2 separate regions of the Homo sapiens genome follow, and region 1 is linked to region 2. A link is a contact called in ENCODE Hi-C or POLR2A ChIA-PET data. All regions are on one chromosome and are shown on one strand. Each heading gives the region's core, a stretch centred on a gene start or an enhancer-like site at or near the end of the contact. The rest is flanking DNA. Distances are from core to core; before and after follow the strand shown.

The links. Hi-C counts contacts between places; a loop is a spot of excess contacts on that map. ChIA-PET counts read pairs that join two places held with the same protein, here RNA polymerase II (POLR2A). Pooled maps may share reads with other maps.
Region 1: a map of transverse colon shows a loop between it and region 2 (10-fold over the local background). The contact joins the promoter of GLIS2 here to the promoter of MAPK8IP3 in region 2. A Hi-C loop is called at or near these places in 1 of 168 maps with a recorded cell type or tissue (transverse colon) and 1 of 50 pooled maps. POLR2A ChIA-PET finds 5 or more read pairs at or near these places in 1 of 52 experiments (activated CD4-positive, alpha-beta T cell).

The regions. Positions count from the first base shown.
Region 1 is chr16:4,310,373-4,317,464 of GRCh38, reverse strand. It overlaps GLIS2 (GLIS family zinc finger 2), which reads right to left and starts at 1,398. Exons shown (of 7, transcript NM_032575.3): 1 at 1,211-1,398. RefSeq lists enhancers at 1-136, 2,258-2,770, 2,771-3,283 and silencers at 2,563-2,857, 4,820-5,051.
Region 2 is chr16:1,701,671-1,708,328 of GRCh38, reverse strand. MAPK8IP3 (mitogen-activated protein kinase 8 interacting protein 3) reads right to left here and starts at 2,134. Exons shown (of 32, transcript NM_001318852.2): 1 at 1,672-2,134. The coding sequence starts at 1,989. It overlaps JPT2 (Jupiter microtubule associated homolog 2), which reads right to left. Exons shown (of 5, transcript NM_144570.3): 5 at 6,243-6,658. RefSeq lists silencers at 1,591-1,640, 1,661-1,770, 2,041-2,380, 3,287-3,581 and an enhancer at 1,939-2,803.

The sequences.
Region 1 (7,092 bases), core at 149-2,648, 2.6 Mb before region 2:
GCCCTCCGAAGCGCAGTGTCTCTGGGCTTCCTCCCCAGCCGCAGGCTGGCCCCACCTTCCCTCCAGGATGCCAGGACACGCAGGATGGCGGCCTACTACCCAGGGTGCCAGCCTCCAAGAACCATGGCCCAGGCCCTTTCCATGGCCCAGACCAAGCCCAGGCCTTGGCCAGGTCCCCAGCCGGCCTGGCTGCCCCCTCAGTGTCAAGCGTTCCCTCCAGAGCCAAGATCCTGGGCTGTGATGGCTGGGGGCCCAGGGCCCCTCCCAGCATCCCTTCCAGCTTCCCAGGCCCCAGGGCAGGGCTGGGCAACTCCTTGAAACCATTGCTTCCCGGCCACCCTCTGGCCAGGCTGGGCGGGCCCTCCTGGACAGGCAGACAGGCTGCACGCTGCCCTGCTGTGGCCCGAGTACCCTGCTGGGCAGGGCAGCATGCCAAGGCCTCCAGGTGCCAGCCTGGATTCCAGCCCCATCCCAGGGGGCCAGCGGGGAAGCTGTGCGTGCTTCTCCTCCCTCGGGATGCACCTGCCTCGCCCCCTCCTCCACCCGCTCCAGACCCGCCCTCCGGCGAGTATGGACCCCTTGCCATCTCCTCCCTGCCAGGCCGGTCGCCTGCGTCCACCCGGACCGCAGGGGAGTAACAAGTGCCTGACTTGTCCCAAACTCCCAGTCCTGACCCCCCAGGGACGCCCCTTCCCGAGGTCCAAGGAAGGACCCGGGCTTGCGAGGGGCAGCAGGAGGGAGACTCTCCCGGCCAAGGGAGGAGGCACCTTCCAAAGCCCTTCCTAGCAGCAGCCCCGGCGCGGCCGAGAGGAGGGGCGGCTGCCCCGGACAACTTCATGCCCAGGCTCCGGGTACCCCCCTCTCACCTCGCCGCACGCCCCCCACCGCGGCCGCCCAACTTCCCAGCTGAAGTTTGCGCCCGCCCCGGGCCCGGGCGCTGCTCGGCCCGGCCTCCAGACGGAGGGAAGGAAGGAGGGAGAAGAAAGACCGAGAGCTCGAGGGACCCGGCCGGGGAGCCGGCGAGGGAGGGAGCGCGCGAGCCAGCGAGCGAGCGAACGCGGGGGCCTCGGCGAGGGCTCACAATGGCCCGGGGCGCGGACGCGAGCGGGGGAGGAGACCCTCGGGCCCCGCAGCCCCGGCGCGACAGGCGGGCCCCCCCCCCCCCGCCCCGGCCCGGTCCCCACGGCGCGACGCCCGGGGGGCTTCCTACCTCAGCGGCGGGGGCGGTCGGGATCCGGGCTGCGGGCTCCGGCGGTCGGGGGGCGCGGGGAGCCGAGCGGGGGAGGGGCCGGGACGGGCGGGGGCCGGGGCGCGAGGCCTCACGGGGCGCGGGCTCCCCTGGCACGGCCGCCCGGCGCCCGGCCGCTCCGCCACATCTGCAGCTCGGGCAGGGAAGGTGGCCGCGGCGGCCGGGCCGTGCGGGGATGTCTTAGAGGGAGGGCGGGCGGGCGGGAGGAGGGAGGAGGGAGGCGGCGGGAGGAGGGCCCGCCGGCCGCGGAGGAGGGCGAGGAGGAGGGGCGCGGGGGGCGGCCTCCACCCCTCCCCTCGCTCGCTCGCTCCCTCCCTCCCAGCAAAACCCCTCTCACCGCTGCGGCCCCAGGCCCGGGGCGCCAGCTGCCAGGCGGGGCGTGCGCGTCGGGGGAGGGGGCGGCGGGAGCCGGCGCTGGGCCGAGGGAGGGGGAAGGGAGGGCGGCGCGGCCGCGGGGAGCGGGCACCGGGAGGGAGGGGTGAGGGAGGGAAGTGGGGCGCCGAGCCGCGCGCGTCCTCCTCGGCCCCATCCTCACGCCACCCCCCCCCCGCGGCCCCGCCCCCGGCCCGAGGGCAGCGCTAGGACACGGCCGGGAGGTGGCCTGGGGGGGCGGGGGAGCCCGAGACGTCCCGCCCTCGGGGAAGCCCGAGGAGGGGGCCGGGCGCGCGGGCCCAGAGGAAAAGCCCCGCAGACCGGGAAGATGGAGGAGGTCGCGGCGGCGGAGCGGGCGGGGACCCCTCGCCTCCTCCCGCGGGGTCACCTTGGCCAGGCCCCCCTGCGGCCCCGGGCGGCGGGGAAGGCGGCAGGAATGCCTCTCTGCGGGCCCTGATTTCTCCGCCCAGCCCAGTTCCAGGAACGCGCAGGCAGCGCCCGGCGGGCAGAGGTCCCGGATCCCGATGCCGGGCGGCGCAAACCAGTTTTCGGGGCCCGGCGCAACCCCTCACGCTGGTGAGACGGCGGGCGACTCCCTGCCGTGCCCTCGGTCTCAGTTTCCCTCACGGTAGAATAACGACGAGGCCCGATGCCGAGCAATCCGAGCTTCCGCTTGGTTCCTAGCTTGGTCCCAGCATTTGGGACCACCTGCGTCCACTAGCCCGAGCGCCGCGGGAGGTCTAGATCCCTCCTGGACATCAGCACCCTGCGCGGCGCCCGCGGCCAGGGCAGCGAGTGCAGTGAGCGGATACACGCGAGGGAGAAGCCCCGCACCCGGCCCAGCTGTTTTCTGCCTCGTGTTGAACCACAGACTCGCGTTCTTGAGTGTGTTTTGTTTGGGCTAATCCCGTGCCCCCCGCCCTGTTATCTTCTTGCTGCTCTGCTGTATGCTGGCAAATTGTAGTTCAAAAAAACAGCCCTCCTGCTGTTGGACACCCCCTCTTCCCAGCGCAGTTGGCCTTGAGGAGCCTAGGAGACGAAAAAGGCATCCCAGAATCAGCATCCCCTAGAGGTGAGGCATCTGACGCTGGTTTTAAGTCCGTCTTCATTCGTGCATTTGATGCTGCGGTCCCCGCCAGAGCCCGAAGCACGTGGCTCTTGATCACAAGGCATCCATGGCAGGCACAAGGCTTGGCACATAGTAGGTGCTCCTGGGCTGGTGCCCAGATGGACACATAGCAGGTGCTCATGGGTTATGTGGACACACAATCGATGCTCATTGCATTTTAAGAGAATGCACACATAGTAGGTGCTCATGGGCTGGTGCCCAGATGGACACATAGCAGGTGCTCATGGGTTATGTGGACACACAATCGATGCTCATTGCATTTTAAGAGAATGCACACATAGTAGGTGCTCAGGACGTTGTGGGTGAATGCACACATAGTAGGTGTGGACTCGTAATGGATGCTCATGTTTTGGTCTAATGAACACATATTAGGTGCTCATGACCTGTTGTGGAAATGGGCACATAGTAGGTGCGCAGGAGCTGTAGGTTGATACCTGGAAGGGATGTAGGAAGGCCGTTTGCCTGGAGCAAAGGCTCGGAAGTTGGCGATTTGGAGGTGACCTCCCCCAGCCTCCACCCTCACCTCACCCCGGTCTCCTGAGTGTGGATAATGTGGAGTGTGGCCGGGTTAAACATTAGCCGGGAGATGGGCCCCGGGGGAAGGCCAGTTTCGGGACCTAGCGCTTCCAGGAGGGGGCTATTAAGGGCCGACTCTCTGGGTCCGGCGACCTGTGCGGGCGTCCGGAAGGGCCGAGGCCGAGGCCCGCAGAGCGCCCCCTCACGGCGGCGGGAATCGCTGCGCTTCAGCCCGGAGCCCTGCCCTGCAGCCGACCGCATCCGACCTCAGGCAGGCAGAACTGCAGCCCTGGGGTCGAGGTGTGTAGAAAAAAGGTACAGGAGACGCTAGTTTAAATCTGTTAGCAAAAATGTTTATCGGTCGGGCGCGGTGGCTCATACCTGTAAGCCCAGCACTTTGGGAGGCCGAAGTGGGAGGATCCCTGGAGGCCAGGAGTTGGAGACCAGCCTGGGCAACATAGCAAGACCCCCACCTCCCACCTAGTCTCTATTATATTTTTTAAAAATTGGCTGGGCGTGGTGGCTCACGCCCGTAATCCCAACGTTTTGGGAGACTGAGGCAGGCAGATCACTTGAGGTCAGGAGTTTGAAACCAGCCTGGCCAACATGGTGAAACCCCATCCCTGCTAAAAATACAAAAATTAGCCGGGCATGGTGGTGCGTGCTTGTAATCCCAACTACTCAGGAGGCTTAGGCAGGAGAATCGCTTGAGCCTGGAAGGCATAGGTTGCAGTGAGCTGAGATCATGCCATTGCACTCCAGCCTGGGTGACAAAGCAGGACTCCATCTCAAAAAAAAAAAAAAGAAACTTCCAGTTCTTGGCAAGACCAGTCTTTCTTTTTTTATTTTTCTTTGAATTTTTTTAGAGACAGGGTCTCCTTCTCTTGTCCAGGTTGGACTGCAATGGCTCTATCCTACCTCACTGTAGCCTCCCTCCAACTGCAGGGTTCAAGCAAGCCTCCCACCTCAGCCTCCCAACGTGCTGGGATTACAGGTGTGAGCCACTTCCAGACCAGTTCTTTTTCTCTACCAGACATTTTATTTTTTTACTTTTATTTTTATTTGTATAAATAGAGACAGGGCGGGCACAGTGGCTCACGCCTGTAATCCCAACACTCTTATGAGGCCAAGGTGGGAGGATCACTTGAGCCCAAGAGTTTGAGACCAGCCTGGGCAATATAATGACACCCCAGACCTTTTTTTTTTTTTTTTTTTTTGAGACAGAGTTTTGCTCTTGTCTCCCAGGCTGGAGTCCAATGGTGCGAGATCTCGGCTCACTACAACCTCTGCCTCCTGGGTTCAAGTGATTCTCCTGCCTCAGCCTCCCAAGTAGCTGGGATTACAGGCGCTCGCCACCATGCCGGCTAATTTTTTGTATTTTTGCTAGAGATGAGATTTCACCATGTTGCTCAGGCTGGTCTTGAACTCTTGACCTCAGGTGATCCACCCGCTCCGGCCTCCCAAGAGACCACATCTCTTTACAAAAAATAAAAAGTTAGCTGGGCCTGGTGGCACACATCTGTAATCCCAGCTACTTGGGAGGCTGTGGTGGAAGGATCACCGGAGCCCTGGAGATCAAGGCTGCAGTGAGCTATATGATCATGCCACCGCACTCCAGCCCAGGTGACAGAGCAAGACCCTATCTAAAAAAAATAATAATAGCTGGGCGCGGTGGCTCACACCTGTAATCCCAGCACTTTGGGAGGCTGAGGCGGGCAGATCACCTGAGGTCAGGGTTTGAGATCAGCCTGGCTAACATGGTGAAGCCCCCCGTCTCTACTAAAAATACAAAAAGTAGCTGGGCGTGGTTGTGTGCGCCTGTAATCCCAGCTACTGGAGAGGCTGAGACAGGAGAATCGCTTGGACCCAGGAGGTGGAGGTTGCAGTGAGCCAAGATAGCGCCACTCTACTCCAGCCTGAGCAACAGAGCAAGACTCTGTCTCAAATAATAATAATAATAAGCTGGGTGTGTTGGCCTGTAGTCCCAGTTACTTGGGAGGTTGAGGCAGAAGGATCACTTGAACCCGAGAAGTGGAAGCTGCAGTGAGCTGAGACTGTGCCGCTCCAGCCTGGGTGACAGAGTGAGAATATGTCTCAAAATAATAATAATATTTAGAGATAGGTCTTGCCATCTTGCCCAGGCTGGTCATGAACTCCTGGTCTCAAGTGATCCTCCTGCCTCAGCCTCCCAAAGTGCTGGGATTCCAGGTGTGAGCCATCCCCAGCTCTTTCTCTCTACTGGACATTTTCATTATATGGATGACAACAGCACAAAGAAGTTCACTAACTTGTCCAGGGTTGTATAAGCTAGTAGGAGGCATAGTCCAGATTGCAGTCTCCATGTGTCTGCAGTCTGAATCCAAAGCTTGTGCTCTCTAACCCACTACTTCCCTGGAGCATCAGGTAGCTGTCGAGGTGGGGGACAGGCAGTGGAGACAGCCAACAAGGCCAGGCTCTGAGCTGTTTTCTCTAGGTTCTGCTTTTCCAGGAGGCAGCAGCTGCCATTGCAGGAGAGCCAGGCCCCATTTCTCCTTCTAGGTGAACAACAGGCATGGAGGCATGTCCCCCCTCCCTGCCATTGTGCTGGGCGTCCTCCTCTCAGAGTAGGCCCCTCTTGGAGGGAGGATGGTCTCTCCTATTAGACGGTAAGATCCCCAAGGAGAGGGACATTGTCTGCTTTGTCCCTCCCCCTGCAAGGTCCTGCCCAGGGCCTGGCATGTTGTCAGTGCTTCCTGAGTATCGCTGATAGATACACTTTGGGGGCTGAACTTGGTCCCCTAATCCTTTACCAGTAAACATTTATTGAACATCACCTAGGTTCACATTCATTTTTTTTTTTTTTCGAGACAGAGTCTTGCTCTGTCGACTAGGCTGGAGTGCAGTGGCATGATCTCGGCTCACTGCAATCTCCACCTCCCAGGTTCTCCTGCCTCAGCCTCCTGAGTAGCTGGGATTACAGTCCTACGCCACCACACCGAGCAAATTTTTGTATTTTTAGTAGAAATGGGGTTTCACCATGTTGGCCAGGCTGGTCTCGAACTCCTGACCTCATGACCCACCCACCTTGGCCTCCCAAAGTGCTGGGATTACAGGCGTGAGCCACCGCGCCCAGCTCCAACAGATTATTAAGCTCTCTTTTTTTTGAGATAGGGTCTCACTCTATTGCCCGAGCTGGAGTGCAGTGGTGCGATCACGGCTCACTGCTGCCTTGACATCCCAGACTCAGGTGATCCTCCTACCTCAGCCTCCCAAGGAGCTGGGACTACAGGCATGTGCCACCACACTCAGCTAATTTTCATATTTTCTGTAGAGACAGGGGTCTCACTATGTTACCCAAGCTAGTTTCGAACTTCTGGGATCAAGCAATCCTCCTGTCTTAGCCTCATAACAGGCGTGAGCCACCATATGCAGCTGAGACCCTGTCTCTTTTTTTTTTCTGAGACGGAGTCTTGCTTGTCACCCAGGCTGGAGTGCAGTGGTACAACCTCTGTCTCCCAGGTTGAAGCTATTCTCCTCCCTCAGCCTCCTGAGTAGCTGGGATTACAGGCGTGTGCCACCACATCCGCCTAATTTTTGTATTTTTAATACGGATGGGGTTTTGCCATGTTGGCCATGCTGGTCTCTAACTCCCGACCTCAGGTGATCCACCCACCTCAGCCTCCCAAAGTGCTGGGATTACAGGCATGAGGCACCGCGCCTGGCCCTTAGACCCTATCTCTAAAAAACCAAAAAAAACAAAAAAACAAAAGAAGTAACCCTTGAGACCTACATTGTAGATGTAGGAGAGATGACAGGAATCAGAATGGATGAATGGTGGCAGATCCAG
Region 2 (6,658 bases), core at 885-3,384:
AGGGCAGCCCTGGCACTCCAGGCTTCTGGGGAGCAGCCCTCCGGTGCCTGCAGCTGCCTGACATGGAAGCAAGTGCCCAGGCCGGTGTCGGGTTCACTCTGCATCCTGGCTGGGCACTTCTGGGGTGGGTGACCTTGGTTCAGCCCCTCCACTTCTCAGGACAAGTTTCCTTCCCAGTAAAATGCCTATAGTCACCCTGAGCTCCAAAATCCATGAACCTTTGCGTTCCCTTAGGTTGAGAGCTTTAACTCAGCTTTGCTGGAACCGGGGCATTCCAATCAATGCATAACCACCTCGCGACAGACACGAAGCCCAAACGCAATAGAAACCACAGGAAAGGAGGAATGATACAACATACTGTTATGATTTTTATAAACACGCTTTAAACCAAACTAGGCCATAAATCACCTTGGTTTCAGAAAAAGCCAAAATACTGACACAATCTTTTATTTTCCTATTAAAGTCAAGAATGTGTTAAGCCGAATTAATTGAAAAGGAATTGAAGCTCATTTCCTAAGACACTTCTATTCATAAGTCAAACAGCATTACCTAACTCCTAGAATGAGAGAATTTCTGGGCTTGGAGATCGCCTAGTGCAATTCACTCCTTTGATGGAAAATCGAACCCCAGGCAGGCGACAGGCCAAGGTCACAGAGGCAAAGCAGGGATGGGAACCAGCCTCCCTGAACCTGTTTCTGACAAAGGGCGAGGTTCTGGGCCCACACACAGGCAGGCCGAGCTCAGTATCTGACGGTGAATGAATGAAGCTAAGTGGTGCTCCCCACAGGGCCCGGCTCTTGTAACTGCTTCACAGACAAGCGATTTCCAGGTTATGGAGACATCCTAGCACAGAATTAAACGCTTCAAACTCAGACTGTTAACTCCTCAGAAGCCAGAGTGGAGTTTCTCAGCCCTGGCTACATCAGCTAACAATCTCGCCAAGCAAGGAACCAAGGGGGCAAAGACATCACCTCCAGAAACTCGAGTGTTCCTTCTGCTGACAGAGGAGCAGCCCGCCTGCGGCCTTGTTCTGTGTTTACATCAACCACCCAATTCACCCGTGTCACAGACCTTCAAAATACGGGATTAGGGACAAGGGAAAGGTCTCCAACATCATCCACAGACGGCTGCAGCCCCCTAAGAACACCAAAAGATTCCTTTTCTAGATGGGTTTAGAATGGCAGCCAACAGAGGTAGCACTTGGGGTCGGGAAACGGTTTTGACTGAACACACGCACGAAAGCAAAGGCAATTGTCATGCAGAGGTGGGTGGGGAGGGGAGAGTGAGGCCTGGCTTTGAAGCTGAGCTCCCCGGGGATGACGCCAGGCACATCGGGTTTGGGGCTGAAGATTCAGGGCTGGGGGCACGGAGGAGGGGGCCAGGGCCCAGGCCTGGGCGGAAAAGGGGGTCCCCGGGAGTCGGGGTGGGGTCCCGGGGCAGGCGGGGGAGTGCTCTAGGGAGGTGTCTCACGGCGGGCAGAGGGGGTGGGGAAGTCCCGGGGCGGGGGATATGGGGTCCAGGCGGGTCTCGGGGCGGGGTCTGGGGGTCCAGGGGTCCCGCGGTCCGGGGTGCCGGAGCGGGGTCTGGGGTCGGGACGGGTGTTGGGTCCGGGGCCCGGGGCTGGCTGGGGGTCCGGGACGGGGATGCGGGCGGGTCCCGCGGCCCACGCACCTCCTCCGCCTGCCTGCGCAGCGCCTTCTCACGCTCGTACTGGGTGAGCAGCTGCTCGTTGTCCTCGCGCAGCAGCTCCAGCTCCACCTCGTGCTCCTGGTTCTCGCTGAGCACCGAGTCTAGGTTCTCCAGCACGTTCACCACCAGCGGCATGAGCTCCTTGACCACCTCCTCGTCGTAGCAGTGGATGAGGCGCTCGAACTCGCGGTAGATGGAGCCCGCCAGGCCCGACACCCGCTCCGACATCACCGAGCCGGAGCAGTAGTCGTCCTGGTACACCACCACGCCGCCGCCCTCGTCCATCTGGATCTCCATCATCGCGGCCACCGCCGCCGCCAGCGCGGCTCGCTATCCGGCCGGCGCGCCCGGCCCTCCCCAGCTGCCTCAGGTTCCGCAGGCCGCAGCCCGTCGCCTCCCGCAGCTGCTGTCGCCTCAGGGCTCCGCCGCCGCCGCTGCCGAGGCTGCGCCCGTCACTCACTCACCGGAAGTCCCGCCCTCCAGCCGGAGGGGGCGGTGCCCGCGCGTCCCGCCGCAGCCGCGCCGCCAGGGGGCGCAGGGGCCGTGACGTCAGAGGAAGCCGGGCTTCGGGCCGGAAGCGCGGGTGAGCCGGGCAGAGGGAGCTCCCGGCCAGGCCGGTGGGATCCGCGGGGCGGCAGTGGTCGCTTCCCCCAGCGCGCTGTAGCTTGATCATGTCCCCGCAACCGTGGGCTTCCGGTGACCTCGATCCCGTCTCCAGGCTCTGCACACTTCGGCGGACTTAGGTGAAGGCTCAGCGCCTGCGCCTCAATCCCGGCCGCCCTGATGAGCCTCCGTTCCCTACAGCACCGCGCCCCGCTCAGTGCCTCCCCTCTCCTGATGCCTTCCCCGCTCAGCTGGCTCCTCCCGGGATTCTGTGAATGCACCCTCAACGCCCATCTCATCCTGAAACCCAGCAGCGTGGCCTCCTTCCTTTCGCCCACTTCTCCCTACTGCACTGACTGCTTCAGATTTTCTTTTTTTTTTTTTTTTTTGAGATGGAGTCTTGCTCTGTCGCCCAGGCTGGAGTGCGGTGGCGCGATCCTGGCTCACTGCAAGCTCCGCCTTCTGGGTTCAAGTGATTCTTCTCCCTCAGCCTCCGGAGTAGCTGGGATTACAGACCAGCTAATTTTGTATTTTTAGTAGAGACGGGGTTTCGCCATGTTGGCCAGGCTGGTCTCAAATTTCTGATCTCAAGTGATCCGCCCGCCTCGACCTCCCAGAGTGCTGGGATGACAGGCGTGAGCCACCGCGCCAGTCCAGATTTTCGGTTACTTTTCAGCTACGTGCAATCTGTTTAACCCATCCACTGGGTTATTAATTGCACCGATTTTTTTTTTTTTGAGACGGTGTTTCGCTCTTGTCGCCCAGGCTGGAGTGTGATGGCGCGATCTCGGCTCACTGCAACCTTCGCCTCCTGGGTCCAAGCGATTCTCCTGCCTCAGCCTCCTGAGTAGCTGGGACTACAGACACGCGCTATTAACGCCCGGCTCATTTTTTTGTATTTTTAGTAGAGACGGGGTTTCACCATGTTGGCCAGGCTGGTCTTGAACTGCTGACCTCAAGTGATCCACCCGCCTCCCTCGGCGTCCCAAAGTGCTGGGATTACAGGCGTGAGCCACTGCACCCTGCCAATGATTCTGTTTTTGTCCTATTTGATTTCTTATATTCTAGCAGTTTTAATAGGCTCTTATACTTCCAACCACATATTTATCTTTAAGCGTTGGGTGTGCCTCATAACTACAGTATCTGCAGCCCTTGCAGGTCTGATTCTGCATGTCATCCTGGTTGACTCTTGGCCCAGGGTCCCCTTTCCCCCATTCTGAGCCAGTGTCCCCAGGACTTTTGTCTCTGGAAGTACTTGAGGCCTGAACTTAAAATGTGTTGCTCCGTAAGATTTGCACTTTATTTTGCTGGGCAGGGGACACCATGAACCCAAGACTTTGAAACTCAATTTGGGAGCCACACATGTATTGTGAATCCTGATGAAACCACATCAGTGACTATTTAATGCTAATAGAAATGGCCACTTACCGTCTTTCACCTACTGCAATGCTCATCAGTTCAGATCCTCTCATCCTAATCTGATTGCACCGAAACAGTAACTCCCGTAGCTGACACCCTACTGATTTTTTTTGTTGTTCAGTTTTTAGAGGCAGGGTCTCACCCTGTTGCTCAGGCTGGAGGCACTGGCATGATCAGGGCTCACTTGAACTCTTAGGCTCAAGTGATCCCACCTCAGCCTCCTAAGTAGTTGGGTCTACAGGTGTAAGCCACCACTGCTTGGCCAATTTTAAAAACATTTTTGTAGAGACAGAGGTCTCACTGTTACTCTGGCTGGTCTTGAACTCCTGGCCTCAAGCGATCCTCCCCCTTGGCCTCCCAAAGTGCTTAGATGACAGGTGTGAGCCACCATGCCAGGCTCTATTGTGTTTTTCACATTTTCCACTTGCAACATAATTTGCCGTATACATGTTCAACCATCCCACTAAGAGGTTTCATTCAGCCTCAGATTCCAATTTCCTGGGATCCCAAGTGACTTAATTTTGCCAAATCTCCATTTCTTTTCTTTTCTTTTTTTTTTTTTCCTGAGATGGAGTCTCAGTCTGTGGCCCAGGCTGGAGTGCAGTGGCACCATCTCAGCTCACTGTTACTTCCGCCCCCCGTGTTCAAGCCATTCTCCTGCCTCAGCCTCCCGAGTAGCTGGGACTACAGGCATGTGCTACCACGCCTGGCTAATTTTTGTAATTTTTAGTAGAGATGGGGGTTTCACCATACTGGTCAGGCCGGTCTCAAACTCCTGACCTCAGGTGATCCACCCACCTCAGCCTCCCAGTGTTGGGATTACAGGCATGAGCCACCGTGCCTGGCCCCAAATCTCTGTTTCTAAGCCTGCAAAACAGCCTAAAATATCCAGCCTATTAGGAATGTCAGCTAATCCATGAAAGGAGCATGGCGCCATCTCCAGCAAATAACGTGCGATAAAGGTTACGGAGAGTTGTGAGGTTCCATAAAGTGAAAATGATAAGGCTGGGCAAACAGATGTAATCTATAATTCTTCCTGGTGAACAAGTTAGAGCAAGCTTGCATTTTGGGGGATGTTTAAAGCTTCTGCTTTATACCTTTGAGAAACTTGAGCCCTTTGAATTCCTGAGGTAGCACACTACAGTAGGAACAATGCTACCACAGGGAGAGGCCAACAGACTTGGCCATCAACTCAATTGATTAATTATCACTACCATGATTGCACAGATTTGTTACTTTAAGTTGGTTAAAATGAAATTTTAACAAGGTGCTGGATAATTCTTGACACTTATGGAATCATACAACTGGTCTTCTCCTGAAAGTTGGTGCTGAATTAGAACTGCTTACAGCTGGGCATAGTGGCTTACACCAGTAATCCCAGCACTTTGGGAGGCCAAGGAGGGAGGATCGCTTGAATCCAGAAGCTTGAGACCAGCCCGGGCAACATAGTGAAACCCAGACTCTACCAAAAAAAAAAAAAAATCAGCCAGGCGTGGTGGTGCATGCCTGCAGTCCCAGCTACTTGGGAGGCTGAGGTGGGAGGATCACTTGAGCCTGGGAGGTTGAGGCTGCAGTGAGCAGATTGTGCCACTGCACTCCAGCCTGGGTGACAGAATGGCTCTGTCTAAAAAAAAAGAAGAACGAACTTCTAGTAACAGAGGAGTTGACTTCCTTTCAGATTCAGAAATACTATTTGGGATGCAACTTTTTCTCACTAAAATACCTTAAAATGTAAGATGGGCATTAAAATATAAAATGTAAGTTTCTAAAATTCAACTTTAATTTCTAAGTATCTGCCCTGATGCCTGCTAAGAAGCCACACAGTTCCCTGTGATGTTCCTCTCATCTTCATGAGCTGAGTTTGAGAGAGCATCTTTAGATAGCACTTTGTAGCCACACATTACACAGGAGTATTTCAGTGATGATCTTCAAGATGGTCAGGATTATGAGTGCAGAAGAAATTAAGCAGCCAGCACGGGAGGAGGCATCTACACACTCACAGGGTGTGACCTACCAGGTACACCACAAAGATCATATGGCAAAGTTACCTGACATCAAAAGAGCCTGTGTATTCCTGGACAAGGCACGGGGCTCGAGGTGGCAACCCTTCGGGGTCTGTTATTCACACCCTCACCCTGTACCAGGTGGCACCCGCGTCCTTCTAGACTTGGCCACTGCCAGGCCTCTGGAGACGGAGGAGCTGTGACTCCCAGAGGTTCCCATGCTTGCTGGTGGCCTTGGCAGCTGCTAGAAATAGGAAACTTAGCGTGTCATTTCCTAGCCTGGTTCTTGGAACTCGCTCTATACCCTGTGGATGAACAAGTGAAGACGGTGTTTCAGTTAATGCATGTTGGTTTTCTTTCTCAAGCGTTGACTTTCATCTCATCTGGCCCCGATCTAGCAGGCAGAATGGTGTGGAGCCTCCTAGAGAGGAACTCTCAGGCTCACAGTCTGAGAAGTTTACCCTGAATCCACATAATGCCTGTAAGGATATTAAGTATGTTAGAAAACATATGAAAATAGCTAATACATCAGAAGAAAGACATCCAATCTGTTTTTTATTTTATTTTTTTACACAGGGTCTTGCTCTGTGGTCCAGGCTGAAGTGCAGTGGCATGATCATCACTCACTACAGCCACAACCTCCTGGTCTCAAGTGATCCTCCTGCCTCACTCAGCCTCCCGAGTAGCTGGGACTACAGGCATGCACCACCACATCCGGCTAATTTAGAGAAGTTTTTTTTTGTATAGACAGGGTCGTAGTATGTTGTCTAGGCTGGTCTCAAACTCCTGAGCTCAAGTGATCCTCCCACCCTGGCCTCCCAAAGACCCAAAGACTACAGACCTGAGCCACCATGCCCACCTGTTTTCTTGACAGGACTTGCATATGACAAGCTCTCTGCTTCTCCTCACCTATGCATTGCAAGCCAGGTCAGAGGCAGGTTAAA